Linked DNA regions of Homo sapiens: region 2 is linked to region 1. A link is an interaction called in ENCODE POLR2A ChIA-PET data of the cell type or tissue named here. Cell type or tissue: PC-9. All regions are shown on one strand. Links, peaks and the distances in the headings refer to the core of each region. The heading gives the core; the rest is flanking DNA. Region 1 overlaps SMG7 (SMG7 nonsense mediated mRNA decay factor). Region 2 has its middle 19 kb from the start of NCF2.

Evidence for each region. ChIA-PET counts read pairs that join two places held together with the same protein. Peaks named below come from ENCODE experiments on the same cell type or tissue, not always from the same donor. Only the 100,000 strongest peaks of a DNase experiment are listed, where the experiment ranks them.
Region 2: POLR2A ChIA-PET joins it to region 1 with 6 read pairs; 4 of 35 experiments call an interaction of 5 or more read pairs at or near these places.

What each region holds. Positions count from the first base shown.
Region 1 is chr1:183,553,479-183,556,398 of GRCh38, reverse strand. SMG7 (SMG7 nonsense mediated mRNA decay factor) reads right to left here. Exons shown (of 23, transcript NM_001375584.1): 23 at 2,208-2,920. It overlaps NCF2 (neutrophil cytosolic factor 2), which reads left to right. Exons shown (of 15, transcript NM_000433.4): 15 at 169-837. The coding sequence ends at 281. Among named protein-coding and RNA genes, the nearest start is that of NCF2, 36 kb to the left of the region's middle. In PC-9, for the core only: no CTCF peak of the experiment used is centred there; no DNase peak of the experiment used is centred there.
Region 2 is chr1:183,607,972-183,610,891 of GRCh38, reverse strand. No RefSeq gene overlaps it. Among named protein-coding and RNA genes, the nearest start is that of NCF2, 19 kb to the right of the region's middle. RefSeq lists an enhancer at 1,510-1,659. In PC-9, for the core only: no CTCF peak of the experiment used is centred there; DNase peaks (open chromatin) are centred at 1,421 and 2,371; H3K27ac peaks cover 2,362 bases.

The DNA of each region.
Region 1 (2,920 bases), core at 191-2,690:
TAAACCCTGTGTTCACTCTCAAACCACTTTGCAATACTGTCTTTTCCCTGTTGATCACAATTAGGGGTGGGGAAGGGTGACAGATAACAAATTCTGTGTGGAATAGCCAGACAGGGTAATCTTCCTACAGTGGTTTTAGAAATCCATGTGTACTTTTCCTTTTATCAGTGAATGAAGAATGGCTGGAAGGGGAGTGCAAAGGGAAGGTGGGCATTTTCCCCAAAGTTTTTGTTGAAGACTGCGCAACTACAGATTTGGAAAGCACTCGGAGAGAAGTCTAGGATGTTTCACAAACTACAAAGCTGAAGAAAATGAAGCCCTATTACTTGTTTGTAAGATTTAGCACCCTTCTGCTGTATACTGTACTGAGACATTACAGTTTGGAAGTGTTAACTATTTATTCCCTGTTAAAATTTAACCTACTAGACAATGATGTGAGTACCCAGGATGATTTCCTGGGGCACAGTGGGTGAGGAGATGGGGACAGGTGAATGGAGGAGTTAGGGGAGAGGAAAAGTGGATGGAAGTGTCTGGAAAGGGCACGAGAGAGTCTTCCAGGTACTGATCCTGTTTCTTGCTCTGAGTGCTAGCTAGCCAGCTGTGTTCACACTGTAAACATTCATCAAGCTGTACATTTGGTGCACTTTTCTGTGTCATACCACAATAAAAAAAAACCTAGCATCTTACAAAAACAAGACACCCAAGTCCAGGCCCAAGGAGTAAGTACAAATATTCCTGTTTCTGAACCATTACTGTAATTGGCTCTTAAGGCTTGAAGTAACCTTATAGGTTACTCATAAGGCATATACAAATAAACTTGTTTGTTTTCTTTTTTCATTATGTCTTGTTGCTTAAACAGAACCTAGACTGAGTTAGGTTCTCATGGACTACAACACTCAATTCCACAGAGAATTAATAGAATTACATACCTTTGTACATTCTCAGAGAGGAACATGTGTTAAGAACTCAATACTGAATATATATCAATCGCCAACATTTAAGTGATGAAAAGCAGCGGTGTTCATGAAGCTAGTTCGTAAGTAGTATCTTGTTAGCTGACACTTCGTAATACAGTTATGCACTGCTTCACAATGGAGACATGATCTGAGAAACGTGTTGTGCAAACTCATCTAGAGTGCACTTACACAAGACTAGATGGTATAGCCTACTACACAGCTAGGTTACCAGGTATAGCCTACTACTCCTAGGCTACAAACCTGTACAGCATGTTACTATGTTGAATTCTGCAGGCAACTATACCACAATGGTAAGTAAGTATCATCAGTGTAAACAAACATAGAGAAGGTCAGCAAAAATGTATTATAATCTTATGGGAGCATCATTGTATATGCAGTCCATTGTTGACCAAAACATTGTTATATGGTAAATGACTGCATATACTATGCTATACTAATATACATAACAGAATGCTATGGATTTGGCTAACCCAATTGTCCAATTTTTCAGGATTAACTTGGGTGAAGGATTCTGTAACTAACTAAACTATTAGACCTTAAGGCCTGGCCTTAGTTCCTCTCCCTACCCACTTCTTGTTGTAGCGTATGTGGAGCTTTGCTAACAATTTTTCAAGTGTGCAGGCGCCTGTGAAAAGCAGAATAAGGAAGTGAACTGCAGACTGAATCAACATGCAGGTGAAAGGATAGCCGGTCAGGGTGAGCACACAGGCATTAAGGTTAGCTATACCACTGGCTTCCAGCACACAGTTGGAAGACCCAGCAAGCTACCAATCACTGGAAACTTTGGACACAACTCAAAGAAAAGAAACCCCAAAGCTAAGAAGAAGAATTAATTAATGTTGCTGCTAATCAGATTCAGTGAATTTTTACAGGCCAAAAGGATAAACTCTCTGAACTGCCTCAGTAACAGCTACAATAGGAATAAAAATAAAAATGATGGGCTCTTAATTCCTTAACATAAGGCATTCTTTTATTAAATAAAAGAATTTTGATAATCGATTTCTTACTACTCATGCCTTTCCATTACAATTAATTATAATTTCCGTAATTCATTGGTTTGGAATGCTACTAAAAGCAAAATTAACCCTGAAAAATATTCAAGTTCTGACCATTTATGCCTTTCCCTGGATGACCTGTGAGTAGTTGAAATTCTTGCCTTTTAAGTTGGATTTTCTTCAATACTTCTTTTATATCTTTTAGGATAGAAAAGAAAGAATCGATACACAGATCTGGTTGGAGAGAACATGGTTTAATTAAAGGCAAAGCTGATTTTCAGCAGCTGCAGGTCTTGCACAGACAAAAACAAAAAACAAAACCCAGAAAACAAAACAAAAAACCACAAAAGAAAGTTTACTACACAAAACCAGTTTCTGATAAAGATTCTCCTCCCCCTCATTACTCCACAGTGAGGATGATAAGGCGAGGAATCCCGCCCCAAGAGTCAGAAAACATTCCAAACACCAAATTCTCATGCAGAATGGGGCTTTAGATAGGAGCTGGGTATTACTGGGAGTGAGATGGTAAACCTGGTTAGCTTGTCTAGGGCGCAAGAATCAGTGACAGTTCAAACACTGGAATGTTGCAGCTGCCTGAATGCAGAGCTCAAACACACAAACTGGGTAAAGGTAGTAGGAAAAAGGCTTGGGAAGAGGAGAGAAAGGTGGACACAGGGAAGGGGCTGAAGAGAAGCACAAAAGGTTTCATATTGCCATTGGGTAGGGGGCTTCACCTTTTCAGACCTTTCAAAAAAACAAAACCCAAACACCATGTCAAACTAAAAGAGCAATAATGTAAGCATACGGGGCGGGGGGGGCTCCAACCACTCTCTCTGAAGAGCAATGAGCGTTATCTCACCCCTTTTCATTGCTGGGGTTGCCCAGACTGCAGTGACAACTGGGGCTCCTGGATGTGCTTTGCTCTACAGCTGTCTTCCAGCTCTTAAG
Region 2 (2,920 bases), core at 141-2,640, 55 kb before region 1:
AACTTAGAGGCTTAAAACAACATGTATTTATTTATTATCCACAGTTGCTGGGGGTTGGGACTTTGAGCACAGCTAAGCTGGGTCCTCTGGCTGAGGGTGTCCCCCAGGCTACAATTAAGAGGTGGGGCTGGAAGCTGCACTCATCTCAAGGTTCAACAAAGGCAGTGCCAGTTTTGCACAGGTTGCTGGACTAAGGACCTCAGTGTATCCTGCCTGGCTCAACCCCAAACACATCTCTCTTCAGGATGCTGAGAGAACAAAAGACCTGTGGAACTTCTGCCCTGAGCTCCAGCCTGTCCCAAGTGAAGCCCCTGGTGTTGGCCCTGAGCCCTTTGCTCAGCAATGGTGCATTCATTGTCGATAGTGAACAGTTCCAGGGATGGAGTAACAGGAGACAGGAGAGCATCTCAGCACAAACAAAATTTGCGACGTGATACTGTGAAGTATTCATGGATGAGTCCCCCACCCACCCTCCCTTTTATTTTGTGACTTCCTCCACCTGCCCCCATTCCTGTGGAGAAGCAAGAGGCTGCCATTTGTCCTACAGAATAGCCACGGTGGAGCCAGAGAAAAGAAATGACAAATAGTTGGCAATGGTCCACAAGTCCCAGTGAAAGACAGGATGAAGAGTGTTTGCTGACCAGTCTCCACTCTCCACCAGCCTTTCCTCTTCCAGCCACACCCTGCTCCTGCCCTCCCCTCCACCCCCCAGAAGATTAAGAAGGGAGAGAGACCAGCTGGGGGAGAAACAAAAGTTATACCCTGGACAGGGATGCTGGAGTCCAGAGGAGGGATGCTGGAAGCCCACCTCTCCCAGAAATAGCTAGCTTCAAAGGGAGATATGACAGACCCCTGAGAAAAGTTTGGGGATTTCAGAGTAGGGAAACTTGAGTAGGTTTAAACGTGAAGTGCCTAAGAATGCCTGGAACTGAATGAGATTATATTTTCTGCCAGAAGAAACAGAACTAAAAATAGAGAGTTTGGAAAAAATACAGACTTTTGTTTTTAGTATTTGTATTAGTGGGAATATGCATATTTGCCACAGAAGTGCAATTTTCTGAAGTGGATGTTTTTTGCTTTTGTTCTGCATCCCTCTTATCGTGAAGACATGTTTTCTAAGTCTAGAAATCACATGTATACTAACTGGTACAGTTTTAAAAAGAAAAAAAAAAGGATAATTATGGTTCAGCTCCAGCCCTCTGGAGATTTTCATCCGGAATGTCAGCTTAGATACCGAATGGGAAAATAGAGGGCACTAGATTTCCCCTCTACCCTTGCCAAAAAGATATGTTTCCCAGGCCCCTGTGCCCGGGCCTGCCAGACCCAATTAGAGAAAAAGAACCACATGACACTAAGGCTCATTTCACAGCCCTTTTTACTTCCCTGTTCTGAATGTGACTCAGGAGACACCCAGAAACTGGATGAGGATGAGAGAGCTCCATTTATCATTTCACAAGTGCCGCCTGGTGGCCTGCTATGGAGCATGCAAAAAGAGAGACTATGAATAAGATTCATGCAAAAGAGACACTATGAATTCTCAAGCCTGGACTCACCACCCGTGCCTGGGTCCTTTCTCCTCTGCCCTCCTCACACCCTAGCCTATCCTTGGCCTCCCCCAGAAGCAGAAAGTCTCCTCTTTTTCACCCTGGATGTGGGTGGTTTAGTTCTGAGACCTGAATTGGGGGATCAATTGGCCAAAAGTAACAGGTGTTTTCCCTCCAAGTTCAGGAAGAGCAAATGAACCTAAGAGTCTATGATTTTACCTCCCCAAATGGGTGCTGGGTGGACGGAAGCATGGAGTAATCAGCAGAAGTACAGAAACCTCAACTTGAATGATTAAATGCTTGGGAAATAACTTCTAAAGCAACAGCGATAATGACAACCAATCAAATGCTGGCTTGAGATGCAGCAAACTGGACCCCAAAGAGCCATCTGAGGTCTAGACAGGTGCTTTAGTTTCACACATTATAAAAGGCACAGAAAATCTTACTGAAGGCCAAGGGGCTGAAAGATAGCCAAAGAAAAAAGAAAAAAGAAACAGACATCCTTTTGGTTCACTGAAGTGGCACATCAGAACAGCCAATCTTCTGGAACACTTTAATTCTGGAACAAGGCAGAATTCATTTGAATATATGTGTTCAAAGTCCTAGGAAATTAAGCACAAGGCAGTGACATCTTCTGGAAATGGTATCCAGCCCATACCACATAGAGCTTATAGGAGTCCCTCCTTATCCATGCTTTCACTTTCTGATGTTTCCTTTACCTGAGGTTTCAGTTACCCCTGGTCAACTGCAGTCCCAAAATATTCCATGGAAAATTCCAGAAATTAGTAATTCATAGTTTTAAATGCACATCATTCTGAGTAACATGATGAAATCTCATACAATCAGGATCTACCCTGCCTAGGATGTGAATCATCCCTTTGTCCAGTGTATCCACACTGTATATGCTCCCTACTCATTACTATACAGCAAAAAACATAGTGTATATAGGGCTTGGTACTATCTGAGGTTTCAGGGATCCACTGGGGGTCTTGGAATGCATCCACTGCAGATAAGGGGGGACTACTGTATTTTCTTTTTTTGTTTGTTTGTTTGAGAAAGAGTCTCACTCTGTTTCTCAGGCTGGAGTGCAGTGGCCTGATCTCAGCTCACTGCAACCTCTGCCTCCCAGGCTCAAGCAATTCTCCTGCCTCAGCCTCCCAAGTAGCTGGGATTACAGATGCCCACCACCAGCCTGGCTAATTTTTGTATTTTTAGTAGAGACAGAGTTTCACCATGTTGGCCAGGCTGGTCTCGAACTCCTGACTTCAGGTGATCTACCTGCCTCAGCCTCCCAAAGTGCTAAGATTACACGCATGAGCCACCGTGCCCAGCCAACTACTGTATTTTCATTTGGCCTAGCACTGTTCCCTGAAGGT